Regions from separate parts of the Homo sapiens genome. Here region 2 is linked to region 1. Evidence: chromatin contacts called from ENCODE Hi-C or POLR2A ChIA-PET data. All regions are on one chromosome and are shown on one strand. The core of a region is the stretch at or near the end of the contact, and the rest is flanking DNA. Distances in the headings are between cores, read along the strand shown.

Region 1 (7,716 bases), core at 4,822-7,321:
GCCCTTTACCTACTTTAACAATCCAATTCCCTCAGCAGCCATACACAGATAAGTGACCCAGTTACAGAAGAGCAGAGAGCTGCTCAGGGAGGGTGCACGAGTTGTCCCTGTACACACAGAGCTAAAGAAGTAATAAAGCTGGCCTTTAATTCCAGCTACGTCTGAGCCAAAAGCCTGTGACCTTCCTACCATACAATGCCTCAAGGCTTGCGTAGATACTGCATTCTCTGGGCTCACTTCAATACTCAACGTACACCCCGGCACATGTGGTGGCATGCACCTGTAGTCCCAGCCACTTAGGAGGCTAAGGTGGGAGGATTGCTTGAGCCCAGGAGTTTGAGGTTACAATGAGCTATGATGGTACCACTGCGCTCTAGCCTAGGCAACAGCAAGACCTTGTCTCTAGAAAATAAAAAAAAAAATTTTAACACACACCCCTATTAAAATACTTACCTCCCTATAGTGTAATTACACACATAATTATAACCGTCAACTGCCCCTTCCAAAAAGCAAGCTCCTAGAATTCCTAGATTTGGATCCTAGCTCTGCCTCTTACTATGACGCCCTGAGCAAGTTGTTGGATCCCTCTGAGCTTCAGTCTCTTCATCCGTAAAATGAAACCAATTGTAGGAACTATAATCTCACAGTGTTGTTAGAAGGATTAAATATAAAGTGCTTAGCAGAGAGCCTGGCACACAGTGGAGGTGTGATCAGTGACAGCTAACAGCAGCATGCATCTGGTACATGCGGCAAGCAGATTCCAGTCTCACATCCAAGCTTACTTCCAAGCCCAGCCGGAGTCAAGCATCACAAACAGCATCACATCAATCACAGCAAAGCTACCTGGAGCGTCCACACAGCTGGGGGCAGCAGCAGAGGACCTCAGGCGTGGCCTCCATCCTCCTTGTCCTAGCCTTCTTGTGCTCGAGGGTCCTAACTCCAAACCACCACCTCTGCACCCCTCAGAGTTGCCCTCAAACACAACTGCTTGGAAATGAGACAATGAGACTTTGAAACCCACATCAATGACTTTTTTTTTTTTTAATGACACAAAGTCTCACTCTGTTGCCCAGGCTGGAGTGCAGTGGCGCAATCTCAGCTCACTGCAACTACCACCTACCAGGTTCAAGCAATTCTCCTGCCTCAGCCTCCCAAGTAGCTGGGATTACAGGTGCCTGCCACCACACCCTGCTAATTTTTGTATTTTTATAGAGACAGGGTTTCACCATGTTGGCCAGGTTAGTCTGGAACTCCTGACCTCAAGTGATCCGGTCACCTTGACCTCCCAAAGTGCTAGGATTACAGGCGTGAGCCACTGCACCTGGCCCAGTGCCTTTCTTGAAGGGACATCACTGACGGATGGGGTCCTCTAGAGGGCTTTGGGAATTCAAGACACAGGACTTCCTCCAACCCAACCTTGACCGTGTTCACTGCTCTATCATTTCCTGGGAAAAATGAGTAGATCACTTCACTGTTCCCAGGTATAAAGTGGGAGTTAGTCTGTGTATGTTATAGGGAAGAAATGACCTACATTAATTATCTGACACTATTACTCGACCAAAAAGGCAAATGTGTGCTTTCTGCTTACCTGTTTCACTGCATCCAGCAGTCGCTCCAGCAGAAATTGTCTTTTGTCATTGTTCTGTGATCCTAAAATGCAATGAGGCTTAATTAGTTCTCTCTGACGCTCGGACACGGCTGTCCCCAACTAGATCAGTCCTTTCCTACTGATCTTTAACAAAATCAGTAGCACAACTAGGTATCAATAATCTGTATCATTACAATGAAGTTTGGCTATTGCCTGTTACTGCATCAAAGGAAAACAGCTAAACTAATTTTCCCCAAATCTGAACATGTCTAGAATGGTCTAAAGGTTTCTCAACCCTTGGCACTACTGACATTGTAAGATGTTTAGCTGCATCCATGGCCTCTACACACTACGTGGCATTAGCACACACAAACCCCTGAGTTATAACAAAAATGTCTCCATGTAATGCCAAATGTCCCCTGGGAATCAAAACTGCCCCCAGTTGTCAACCAGCAGCCTAAAATAAAATATAAGTTTCCCAGTACAGCAGGAACTGCTCACTGGCTGTTCTCACTATCATCTCCAACATCCTTTTCCCATGCCACCTTCAGCAATCCAAGCTGTGAAACCTGATTACTCCTCTTCTCAGCAGCTGAGGTTGAACTTAAGCAGTCTGGCCAATGAGAAGAAAGCAGAAGTGGCTCCCAAAGTTCTGGGAAAGTCATTCATTTCTGATAGAAAGAAGAGCTATGCAGAGCATCACTCCCTCCACCATCCTTCATGCCTTAATCATAAACATGTTGGGTGGAGCCAGAGTAGCATTTTGCCACCACGAAGTCATGAGCCTGAGAGAAAGACCTAGAGAATCACAAAGACACCAGCCCTGATATCACTGAGTTGGTAAGCCAAGACTAGAAACAAGCTAACTCTCACAAAATAAATAACCCTATTTGTCCACACCACTGCACATTGGGCTGTTACTTGCATCCAAAAGCATTCCCAACTGACACACATGACATATGCTGAACTTCCATTTAGGAAGGTCTGGGGCAAGAGCACTTGAAAGCACCAGGCAGACAGTTGGTAGAGCCACACCTGATCTCCACAAGAGGCCCAATGACTCCAAGCAAGATACAAAGCCCGGAGTATGATGCACCAGACACAGAGCACATTCACTTCAAAGGATACTGAAATTCAGTTTCTAAGGGCAGACGCTCCACACTGCAGGCGTTGAATTGCCATCAGGCTGCTTCTGTCTTGGGCAACTCTACGTGGGCTGCACCAGAGAGTAGCAGCAGGGCATTATCTCAGAGGTGGTCAGTGATTCCTCCAGGTCAAGCCAGGGCCAGCTGGTTGATAACAACCACCACCGTGTGCTGGGCGCATCCTACATGCCAGGAACCAAGCTAAGCACTATGCATGCATCATCTCCCTTCATCTTCACATTCACCCTATAAGCCAGGTTCCCAAACACAGATGGGAAAGCTGAAGCTCGGGGAAGTCAAGTGATTGTGTGTGTTGATCCACCCAGGACTTATTTAACTTCTAGTGTATGTGAGGCAATGTTTTAAGAGCTGAGGACACCGGAGTTAAATGGTGTAAAAGATCCATCTTCTCATGGAGCTAAAATCCTACTAGAAGGCCGGGTACAGTGGCTCACACCTGTAATCCCAGCACTTTGGAAGGCTGAGGCAGGAAGATTGCTTGACATCAGGAGTTTGAGACCAGCCTGGGCAACATGATGAAGCCCTGTATCTACCAAAAACACAAAAAATTAGCCGGGCGTGGTGGCACACACCTGTGGTCCCAGCTGTTCATGAGGCAGAAGTGGAAGGATCACTTGAACCCAGGAGGCAATGGCTGCAGTGAGCTGAGATCGTGCCACTGCACTCTGGCCTGAGTGACAGAGTGAGGCCCTATCTCAAAAAAAAAAAAAAAGTATAAATGTAAACTAATCAATGAAAAAGTGTTAGAGAGTCACACTAGGAAGACAAAACAAACACAGTGATGGGATAGGGAGGAAGCAAGAAGGCTGCTTTAGCCAAGGCAGCCACTGAGGGCCTCTCTGCACAGGTGACATTTGAGCTGAGCCCTCTATGAAGAGAAGGAACAGCTATGGAAAGACAGGGCAGGCCAGTGTTCCAGACAGAGCAAACAGCAAGGGGAGAGGCTCGGAGGTAGGACAAGCTTGGCTCTGGTCTTCCAGGACCAGAAGGAAGTTTGCTGTGGCTTGAGCAAAAAGCAAAAAAGTGGAAGGAAAGATCAAACAGGCGGGCAGATGTCAGTCACATAGGATCGTGTGGGCCATGATAAAGGGGTTAGACTGTTGAAATTTGAATACTAATTGGTGGAACAGTGATCCTGACTCAAGACCTCTAAAGCCTGTGTTAGGACCACAATACCAAGGATCCTGCCTTACCCCCAGGCCTGGTAATGAAACCAGTCAGCAGATTCTTTGAGACACACAATAAAACAACTGACTCTTCAAAAAGTACCGTTAGTATTTTTTTCTGGAAGAGGTTTCGATCAAGAATAGCCTAGGCACCATTCCCACCAGCCATGAGGCATCTCAAGGCATCGCTCAGGATGGCTATAGACCCATCTGGCCAAGGTCCTCCAACACCTCTTGACACCTGTGTCTATCAATCAAACGCTCTTTGTTTCAGAATCCAGGGTTTGGATTCTGATCTTCCCTCCCTAACACCAGAATAGAAAAAAAGTTAGGCTTGCTTTCTTCCTTTTTCCAAGTATGAGTGAGCCCGACAGCTCTACCTGCCCTTGAGCAATGCCAACTGGAAACTTGACAGGGTTCCCCGCACTGGAAATGCCTTTGCTATTTTTTTCTCATCATAAAAGCAATTCATGCAGGAAAAAAATAGAATAATAACAAATCAGGAAAAAATGTACAAAGAAAATAAAAATCTCTTTCATCTCCCTAGTGATAATTTTTTAATGCAGTGCTTCTCAAACTTTAATGTCCACACAGATCTCCTGGAGATCTTGTTAAAAAGCAGCAATTTATTTTTTGGCGTTTTTTTCTGAGACAGGATCTCTATCACATGGGCTAGAGTAAGTGGCACAATCATAGCTTTCTACAGTCTCAACCTCCTGGGTTCAATCGACTCTCCTGCCTCAGCCCTCCGAGTAGCTGGGACTACAGGCACAGGGCACCACTCACAGATAATTTATTTATTTTTATTTTTTATACAGACGGGGTCTCACCCCAGACTCAAGCGATCCTCCTGCCTCTGCCTCCCAAACAGCTGGGATAATAGGTGTGAGCCACCACACCCAGCCCAAAAGGGAGGTTCTGGTTCAGGAGGTTGAGGATGGGGCCTAACTCTTTTTTTTTTTTTTCTGAGACGGAGTGTTGCTGTGTCACCCAGGCTGGAGTGCAGTGGCCCAGTCTCGGCTCCCTGCAACCTCCACCTCCCAGGTTCAAGCAATTCTCCTGCCTCAGCCTCCCAAAAAGCTGGGATTACAGGCACGCACCACCACGCCCGGCTAATTTTTGTATTTTCAGTAGAGACAGGGTTTCACCATGTTGGCCAGGCTGGTCTTAAACTCCTGACCTCGTGATCCACCCACCTCGGCCTCCCAAAGTGCTGGGATTACAGGTGTGAGCCACCGTGCCCTGCCAACTCTGTGTTTCTCGTAAGCTTCCAGTGGAGCTGACACTGCCGGCTCCTTTCACACCTGAATAATAAAGGTTTAGCACCTACCCTTCCTGGTATGCACAATGATCCTCGATGTCTTTTTTTTTTTTTTTTTTAAGAGTATTTTGCTCTACTGATTATTCTGGATGAGATGTCAGCAGCCTCCTCTGCCTTACTCTGCAAAGCCTCTTTTCATGATGGGGTGGGGGGGGAAGAAAAGAAAAACCTGTTCTTTATACAAAAACTACCCGAGATTGTGCAGGTCTCAACCCAGAGGCTCACACTTCCTGGCTGTGATCTCTCTGCAGGCAAGAAGCTGTCAAGTGAGATAATCTTGACCTCAGAAGGGGCAGCTGTGGCCAACTTAGCCCTGAATGAGCTTAAGAGAAAGGGGTCAGCCAGGCACAGTGGCTCACACCTATAATCCCAGCAACTTTGGGGGGCCAAAGCGGACGGATCACATGAGGTCAGGAGTTCAAGACCAGCCTGGCCAACATGGCAAAACCCCGTCTCTACTAAAAATACAAAAATTAGCCAGGTGTGGTGACGGGCGCCTGTAGTCCCAGCTACTCAGAAGGCTGAGGCAGGAGAATCGCTTGAACCTGGGAGACGGAGGTTACAGTGAGCCAAGATTGCACCAATGCACTCCAGCCTGGGCAACAGAGTGAGAGTGTCTCAAAAATAAATAAATAAGAGAGAAGGGGGTTTACTAGGCTGCAAGGAGCACAGGTGGTCTCAGGACCACTTATCAACTGAGAGGAACAGTGGAGAGCACTGAACGGGAAGTCACAAGGCCTGAGCTCTCATCCTGCCTGGCCTGCTTGCTAGCCATGTGACAGGGACAGTCACTTCCCTTGTCTGGCCACTGGTTTCTGCATGAGATCATGCCCTTCCAGCTCTACAGTCTATGGAGACTCTGCAGAGACAGGCAGGCAGAGCAATCAATGCTACCAGTCTCCTTCTTACCTTCTCCCTTTGAATCCAGTGGAGAGTACAGCACCTCCGCCAGGGCCCAGAAGAATCTGCCAGCTTCAAATGTTGCCGCCACTCAGAGAGAAGTAGGAACAATGTGCCCACCTACCGAATCCCAACCACAGGCTAAGTCATTAAATGACCTATTTAATCCTTGACAAAGAAGGAAAAGTGGTTCCATTCAGTAGAGAACACTGTGACTCAGAGAGGAAAAGACCTTTACCCAGGGCTAGACTCATGGGAAGTGGCCGAGGAGGGATACATTTCCAAGTCCATGGGATCCTGGAGCTGCCAGCTGCTAAGCCCTGCTCACCCTCGACCTCCATCACAACCTGCAGCAGTGGCCCAGTGCAAATTCAGCAAACACTTTGCCACACAGGAGCGATCAAACCCCATGTTCCTGCTTCCTCATCTCCAGGGGCAGCCCCCAGCCAGCAGTCAACCAGGTGAACAAGAACAGGCTTCTTTTTATTTCTCATTTAGATCACCATCAAAATGAAAACAGAAAATGGAAAGGCACCCAAGGGAATACCTCCAGGGGTCCACAAACCTGTCTGAGAAATGCAGTCAGCTGACACTCCCTAACTCTACTCAGAATCCTCATGTGCACGGGAAAGTCAGTCACCTAGTTGGGTCTCTCTTTAATGTTTTGTTGTTGTTGTTTGTTTGTAGACGGAGTCTTGCTCTTGTCACCCAGGCTGGAGTGCAATGGCGCGATCTCAGCTCACTGCAACCTCTGCCTCCTGGGTTCAAGCGATTATCCTGCCTCAGCCTCCCAAGTAGCTGAGATTACAGGCTCCTGCTACCATGCCCAGCTAATTTTTGTATTTTTAGTAGAGACGGGATTTCACCATGTTGGCCAGGCTGCTCTCAAACTCCTGACCTCAGGTGATCTGCCTGCCTTGGCCTTCCAAAGTGTTGGGATTACAGGCATGAGCCACCGCGCCCGGCCTTTGTCTTCAATGTTTAGAACTCTCAGGATCTAATGTTTAATGTTTAGAGTCCTTTGGATCCTACATTAATTTTTACCACAAATCTCTAGCCTTCTGCCTGGGGTCACCATTCAAGCTACAGTGACCTCCTGGAGAGAAAGAGCAGAAATTAAGAACAGGATAGTGTGGGTTAGAATCCTACTCCACCAGCCATGTGATCATGAGCAAGTTACTTAACCTCCCTCCTTCAGGCTCATCATAGAACCTACCTCTTCGGACGATAAAATGAGGGAAATTGTATTGTGCACCTAGAACAGTGCCTGGTATATACCAAGCATTTAATAAAATTAGCTATCATTATCATCATTGTTGGCAACCCTTACCCCAAGGTATCAAGACCTCTGGCTCCCAGAAGTCCTTTCAACTAGCTACCTTCTCTCCAAAGCCCAGGCAAAGCAATTCAATCCAAGCCTCTGTGTTTGCTGCCCTGGGAGATGAAAGGGTGAAAGAGGACCCCTGGCACGTGGGGAGGAGAAAACAAGCAGGAGGCAACCAGGCACTCCGGCTATATTCCTTCTTTAACCCTCGCAACCCTGGAGCTCCAGGTAAACTGGTTCCCATTCCACAG
Region 2 (7,716 bases), core at 2,946-5,445, 65 kb before region 1:
TCCCAGCAACTGTGGGAGGCCAAGGAGGTGGATCACGTGAGGTCAGGAGTTTGAGATCAGTCTGGCCAACATGGCGAAACGCCATCTCTACTAAAAATACAAAAAGAATTTAGCCGGGCATGGTGGTGCATGCCTGTAATCCCAGCTAATCTGGAAGCTGAGGCAGGAGAATCACTTGAACCCAGAAGGCGGAGGTTGCAGTGAGCCAAGATCATGCCATTGCACTCCAGCCTGGGTGACAGAGTGAGACTCCACCTCAAAAAAAAAAAAAAAAAAAAAAAAAAGATGGACTAGGAAAAGAAGAGGTGGGCAGACCCCCATCAGGAAGTGGAGGGAGGCCACATAAGAAAGATGACAGCACCCCACCAAGTCAGGAAAGCCCCCTCCATGCCAACGCCCCAGCTCCTGGGCCATGGACAAGATGTCCCTGAAGCTCTCACCAGGGGCCTTGGCATGTGCCTGGCACCTTCCCCAGATTAACTCAAGGCGCCTTCACTGTGGATCTCAAAGGTAGCTGATATAATCACACCCCCCACTCTCACAGGACTGTGCTCAAGAGCAGATGAGTTCATCAGGGTCAGCCACACTGCAGTGCAGGGCTCCTTTGGCTTTGCAAATGCTGGCTCTCATTGTCACTGTCATCCCCATTTTCCAGATGAGGACACAGCAACTGACAGACAGGAAGCACTCAGCCTCATTTAACAGCCAGGAATGCTGACGCTCAGAGCAGTAATGCACTCAGGCTTACTCAACTTTCTAGAGCTAGTACTGCATCTGACTGGCCCCGTCCTGCTGCCAGTGACTGTCCCCGCCCTGCCTCTGTGCTTCAGCTAGTTTGAGTAGGTTTATGCTCCCTGCCAAGTGACAGGAAGAATCTACACCCCAGTTCAGAATTTCAACAGCTTCCTGAGTGATTAGTGGGCTCCAGTCATAATTTCCTAAATCTGGGCCCAGAGAAGGCACATTCACTTCCTAAGAAAACGAGGAGGCGCCTAAGAAGGTTGGGCCAAGTCTTCTCTGACCCAGCGGTGTTCTGAGGGCAGGGACAGCAACTGGGCACTTCTCTGAGCCAGATGCTGTGCCAGCTGCATTACACTGCACCCCACAGGCCAGCTGGGATCAACCACGTCCTCCCCATGACCTGCACTAAAGAAAACAATAACAAACCACACGGGCACGTGCTCAACCGTGTGGAATGGTGCAAAAATGCTTACCCATACCAGAGACATATTTATTTATTTATTTATTTATTTATTTATTTATTTATTTATTTTGAGACAGAGTCTCACTGTCACACAGGGTGGTGTACAGTGCCACGATATCGGCTCACTGCAACCTCCACCTCCCGGGTTCAAGCAATTCTCCTGCCTCAGCCTCGTGAGTAGCTGGGACTACAGGCACACACCACCATACCCAGCTAATTTTTGTATTTTTAGTAGAGACAGGGCTTCACCATGTTGGCCAGGCTGGTCTCAAACTCCTGACCTCAGGTGATCCACCCGCCTCGGCTTCACAAAGTGCTGGGATTACAGGCATGAGATATCGCACCCAGCCCAGAAACAGCTTTTAACCAAGCTACTTCCTGATCCCCAAGCACTTTTCTGCACAGGGTGGCAGGGCCTTTACAGACAGGGGTTCAGTTACCTTCTTGCATCTCCAAAGAGGCAAAATCGTGGTCACTATTTGTGGTCAGCTTTTAAACGACCAAGTTCAACGGGCCACTGGTAAGGGAGAAAAACAGGCCTGCAGGCCCTGGTGACTTGCCAGCTGGTTCAGCCCAACACTCACTCCACGGAGAGCACCTCAGGATACCCAGGTTCAGGGAGAGAAGCCAAGCCCTCTCTCACTTCTGCATCTCAGTGAGCTCCCCCTGGCCCTGAACCACACCCCGACTCCCGTGCCTCCCGGCTCCCATTCCTACCTGTCCAGGGAACTCAGACATTCCTGCTGGTTCTCGAAGCCAAAGCTCTTATTGGAGGAAAGGAGTAATCGGGAGACACCCACCTGCTGGGCTGTAGGAGCCCACGCCACTGACAGGGAAGAGGATGTCGGAGTCATTGTGCAGCACCTTCAGCGGAGCCCAGCTGTGCATCTGGGAGAGGCAGGTGTTCCCTTCCAGTGGCCTAAGGTGAAAGAATACAGCTGCAGGACAGGCCAAAGAGCCCACAGGCCGCATGACTCACCAACAAGCATCCACAGCACCCTCCTGAGAACTAACCAGGCCAAGGCAGGGCTGAGAACAGAAGGAGGTGTGGGCTGGGAGGTAGAGCGTGGAGTCCAGATCCAGACCTCTTGCATTTGTTCTCTCAACCAGTGTTTACTGAGCACCTATTATATGCCAGGCACTGTGCTCCCTACTGGTGGCAAAAGAGCCAGTGAATACTGTTGATCCTGCCCTGAGGGAGCCTGCAGTCTGTTGGGGGGCATGAACATGAACCAAATAATCCTGCAAGAAGCTGTAAATGGCATCTCAGATTGTGGAGAAAGCTCATTCCAGGAAGGTCATGGAAGGCTGCCTGGAAGAAGCAGGGCTTGAGGAGGGGAGCTGGAGGAAGCCCAAGCCACCGAGTGAAGAGGAGGGACAAAGGCTTGGGGAAGGGGACAGCACATGCATCACAGGCCATCTGCTCCACGTTCCGAAATGACAGCAGCCACCTGACCTAGGGCTAGCGTTGCTCCGCCTCGCTGCATCTGAGCCCCTCGTGGGTAAAAGGACAGAATCAGACCAGTCACGTCTGGGTCCCTTCCAAGAAAGGGAGTCGGCTCAATTATTAACCATGCTCATATGATCTGTTATACTGTCACCTTACCCACAAAGTACAAATCTCTAATGCGTGCCATCTTCGAAACGCCAGGCAGTGTGGTTGGGTTTGTTTGGGAGTAATTGCCCCTGCAGCACTTGCCTCTGAGCAATCAAGAAATGTTAATAAATACCTGGAGGTATTTTTGCAGTATAGCCGTCCCCCAGTATCTGCATTACATCTGTATCAACCGTTTCAAAAAACCCCTGCAAATCTGAGGATGCTCAAAGTCCCTTGTTTTGTTTTAGAGTTGGAGTCTTGCTCTGTTGTCCACACTGGAGTACAGTGGCACAATCATAGTTCACTGCAACCTTGAGCTCTTGGGATTTGGCAGAGCCTCCTGCCTCAGCATCCCGAGGAGTTTGGACTACAGGTGTGAGCCACCATACCCGGCTAATTTTTTGTTTTGTTTTGTTTTTTTGTGAAAACAGGGTCTCCCTATGTTGTCCAGGCTGGTCTCAAAATCCTAGCCTCAAGCGATCCTCCTGCTTCAGCCTCCCCAAGTGCTAGGATTACAGGCATAAGACACCTCGCCTAGCCTGAAGTCCCTGATGTAAAACGGTGTAGTATTTGCATAAGCACATCCTCCCACATATGTACTTTACATCATCTCTAGATTGCTTATGATACCTAATACAATCCAAATGCTATGTAAATAGTTGTTATACTGTATTTTTATTGTATTATTTTTATTGGTTTTTTTTTGGTAATATTTTTGATCCACAGTTGGTTGAAACCATAGATGCGGAACTCACGGATGCAGAGTCCATGGATGCAGAGAGCCAGCTGTACTGTAAGGTTTAAACATCATTCTGTATCTCAGTAGATAAAGAAGACCAAAGCAGATCATAATCATACCTACTTAAGAAGGGAAGTGCGGGGGCAGACAAAGGGAAGGGAGGCAAAAGAAGAAAAAGTGTGTGGCTTGTCCAAGGCCATCAGCACTAAGCAACAGAACCAAGGCTGTGGGACTGGAGCCCAGGTCTTCCAAACTCAAGTGCACCGAGTCGTCTCCTGCCCACAAGTGACATTACTTATATAGTTTGTCTTTATGTTAGAGCTACTCTAAAATCAACAAATATTTTCTGTAATAGACCAGAGAGTACATATTTCAGGCTTCATGACACAGTCTTCTTTCTTGGTGTCTCTTAATAACTCTTTAAAAATGTAACAACTGTTCACTGCTTGGGGGCGGGTTTGGTCCGCAGGCAGGGATTGCCAGCTCCTATTTTAGAGGCTTGTCAGGTAGAAGTCTCCTTTCAGCCCTCTCTAGCTTTTGGCCAGACATGTGGCACAGAGTGAGAAGCACAGGAGGAAATAATCCTAGCAGAATTTTGCAAGACAGATCATTCAACCATGCCCATACCACAATGAGGCTTTCAGACAGCAGGGTGGGGGCAAAAGAAGAGCCGCTCCCGCGACTGTCCTGGCAGGAGCCCAACCTGGGGGAGAACCAGATGACCTTGGCTGTGCCTCTGGAATCTGTCAAGAGGCGCCCTCCTGAGGCTCTGACCTGGCCACTGGTGACCACGGAGCCGGCACCCAGAGGTGGTCAGGGGCGCCCTTTCAGGAGAAGGCAGCAAAAGCAGACAGTCCTTTCTAGGCCACTCCACTGCCTCAGGGCAGGTGCGATGTTCTGCTGGTTTCTAAGATAATTCTTGACCCTTCCCCGCAACATATGCAAGTACAAGGTGAAGCCAGGCCCCAAGAGGATGAGGTTCCAAACCCGAGAAGTGAGCCCCAAGGACCACCGCCTCAAAATGAGTTACATTAAAGATTGCTGGCCAGGCCAGTGGCTCACATTTATAATTCCGGTACTTTGGGAGGCCGAGGCAGAAGGATCACTTGAGCCCAAGAGTTCGAGCCCTGTCTCTACAAAAAATTTAAAAATTAGCCAGGTATGGTATTGCACACCTGTAGACCCAGCTACTGGAGGGGCTGAGGTGGGAGGATCCCTTGAGCCTGGGAGGTCGAGGGCTGCAGTGAGCTGAGATCATACCACTTCCTCCAGCCTGGGCCACAGAGAAAAAAAAAAAAAAAAAAAAAAAAAAACCCAGGCCGGGTGCTGTGGCTCACACCTGTAATCCCAACACTTTGGGAGGCCGTGGCGGGTAGATCACCTGAGGTCAGGAGTTCAAGACCAGCCTGGCCAACATGGTGAAACCCCGTCTCTACTAAAAATACAAAACTTAGCAGGGCGTGGTGGTGGGTGCTTGTAATCCCAGCTACTTGGAAGGGTGAGGCAGGAGAATCACTTGAACTCGAGAGGCGGAGGTTGCAGTGAGCTGAGATCCCGCCACTGCACTCCAGCCTGGGTGACAGAGCGAGACTCCATCTCAAAAAAAAAAAAAAAACCAAAAACCAAAAAAAAAAACACCAGTGGGCCCCAAGGGCTACTGCCTCAAAATGAGTGACATTAAAGATTCCTGAAGCTGACACTGCCTCAGTATCTGGTGCCTTGATTGGCTTAAAACCACTCATTATTACAACTGTTGCTCCTCAGCAAGACAATTAACACACGTTATTTGAAAACTTAGAAAATGCCCAAAAGAAGAGAGAGAAAAAATAAACCACCCAACAGCCACATTATCCAAAACATTACTGTGTCAGACTCAGTTTCCCACATGTCTTTTTTTCTTTCCTGCTGTGCGGACTATTCTTTACACAGTTGTAATGAAGCAAAATGTTGAGTTTTTTATCTTGTTTTTTCCATTCAATATTAACTCATTAGGCCAGGCATGATGGCTCACACCTGTAATCCCAGCACTTTGGGAGGCCAAGGTGGGCAGATCACCTGAGGTCAGGAGTTTTGAGACCAGCCTGGCCAACATGGTGAAACCCCATCTCTACTAAAAATACAAAAAATTAACCGGGAGTGGTGGTGGTCACCTATAATCCCAGCTACTTGGGAGGCTGAGGCAGGAGAATCGCTTGAACACAGGAGGCAGGGATTGCAGTGAGCCAAGATTGTGCCACTGTACTCCAGCCTGAGTGACAGAGCGAGAACCCAGCTCAAAAAAAAATATATATATAAAATATATATATATATGTATATGTATGTATATATGTACTCATTAGCTCAGCTTCATAACACTAGACACTCTTAAACATCATTTGAGATGTTTGAGATCCTAAATGTTAAAATGTCAAGGCTTAAACTATAAAATCTTCTGCTGTTAACCGTCCCCCTGTGGCTGCACATTTAGGTCAACTCCAGTGTTCTGCTTCTCTGAATAAGAACTTTGGTATCTAGATGTAGCAACTTTTCCCTGAATCGAGGGTATGTTCTCTGGGCTGCTTCTCGCACTGGGACTGCTAAACCAAGTGGGATAAACATCCTTAAGTTCATGCCAGTTTGTCAAACTGCTTTCCCCCATGGCTATCAACTGCTCCCAGCTCAACTGCTTCCAGCTGTCTATGAGGTCAGCCCCTGTGCACCATCCCTGCAGCCTCATTCATCCCACAGACACCAAGTGGATGCTATGGGATGTGCCAGGAACTGAGGACTCACTGACAGCAAGATCTTTCCCTTCCACCAGGGCGCCAACCCAAGGTCTCCGCAAATATGATGGGCAAAATATGGAGTCTTGTTTCACTTTGCATTTGCTTAACTGCTAGTGAGATGCAGAATAGCGAGACACAGCATATGTTTGTAGTCCTTTCTGAATTATGTTTCCCCCTACTTCCCTACCGGTATCATAGAGCACATATAAAGTGATTTAAAAAGCCCCATCTGGGCCTGGCTCAGTGACCCATGCCTGTAATCCCAGCACTCAGGGAGGCCAACATAGGAGGATCACTTCAGGCCAGGAAATCAAGACCAACCTGAGCAATGCCTTGAGACCCCATTTCTATAAAAAATTAGCTGGGCGTGGTGGCATGTACCTATAGTCCTAGCTACTCAGGAGGCTGAGGCAGGGAGATCACTTGACACTAGGAGTTCCCTGAGTTGAGGGTGTGATCAGGCCACTGCACTCCAGCCTGGATGACAGAGCAAGACCTGTCTCAAAAAAACAAACAAAGAAACAAAACAAAACAAAAAAAGAACAAAAGAACAAAACCTGACCGTAATAAAAATACTATCCCTTGTAAAGAAAAATACAAAACGCAAAGCTAATACTTATGATAAATACAGAGGCAGAAGAAACAAGACTTCTTCAGACATCAAAGAATGGGTTAATGACCAGTAAACCAATGAGTAAGCCTAACTTTGACCAACAGAGGGTCTTAAAGACAACAGGGCAGCAGACTCTGCCAGACACTGTGGCAATCCACAGTGAGCTTCTCCTGGTCTGGCTGCATTCCCCTCACACATCTGCTGTGCACCAGCCCCCTCAACCTTCCCTGTGAACACTAGCTTAGAATCAAAATCAAAGCATTACTCAGCAGGCCATCCCATCACTCCGCTGTGTCTTCCCCAGGCTGCTCTGTGGAAGGGTCAGTCAAGATCCCTCTTAATGCCGGGGAGAGCTGTCCAGAGTCTGCAGGAGGCCCTCTGGCTTCAGAGGGCCCAGGCCAAGTGAAGGTCACCCTGCACTGTGTTGGGCATTTACACACAATGCTGGGGGCTGCCTTGGCTCACACACCAGCCTCACCCATGGGGCTACACTCAGTGGCATCAGCAAGCAGCATCTCCTCAAAGGCCCAGATTACAAAGTAAAGGCACATGGCCAGGTGCAGAGGCTCATGCCTGCAATCCCAGCACTTTGGGAGGCTGAAGCAGGTGGATCACTTGAGCTCAGGAGTTCAATACAGGCCTGGCCAACATGGTGAAACCCCATCTCTATTAAAAATACAAAAATTAGCCGGGTATAGTGGCACACTCCTGTAGTCCCACCTACTCTGGAGGCTGAGGCAGGAGAATCGCTTAAACCTGGGAGCAGAGGTTGCAGTGAACTGAGATCGCACCACTGCA

The links. Hi-C counts contacts between places; a loop is a spot of excess contacts on that map. ChIA-PET counts read pairs that join two places held with the same protein, here RNA polymerase II (POLR2A). Pooled maps may share reads with other maps.
Region 2: a map with no recorded cell type shows a loop between it and region 1 (6-fold over the local background). The contact joins two enhancer-like sites. A Hi-C loop is called at or near these places in 4 of 168 maps with a recorded cell type or tissue (endothelial cell of hepatic sinusoid, gastrocnemius medialis, ovary and 1 more), 18 of 37 single-sample maps with no recorded cell type and 6 of 50 pooled maps. POLR2A ChIA-PET finds 5 or more read pairs at or near these places in 7 of 52 experiments (CD4-positive, alpha-beta T cell, CD8-positive, alpha-beta memory T cell, Panc1 and 4 more).

What each region holds. Positions count from the first base shown.
Region 1 is chr16:11,993,231-12,000,946 of GRCh38, reverse strand. SNX29 (sorting nexin 29) reads right to left here. Exons shown (of 21, transcript NM_032167.5): 2 at 1,589-1,650. Among named protein-coding and RNA genes, the nearest start is that of SNX29, 20 kb to the right of the region's middle. Within about 2 kb of position 6,071, at least 12 of the 41 ENCODE cell types and tissues checked have a DNase peak (open chromatin) inside an H3K27ac peak, as active enhancers do.
Region 2 is chr16:12,055,935-12,063,650 of GRCh38, reverse strand. It overlaps SNX29 (sorting nexin 29), which reads right to left. Exons shown (of 21, transcript NM_032167.5): 9 at 2,005-2,123. Among named protein-coding and RNA genes, the nearest start is that of SNX29, 83 kb to the right of the region's middle. Within about 2 kb of position 4,195, at least 5 of the 41 ENCODE cell types and tissues checked have a DNase peak (open chromatin) inside an H3K27ac peak, as active enhancers do.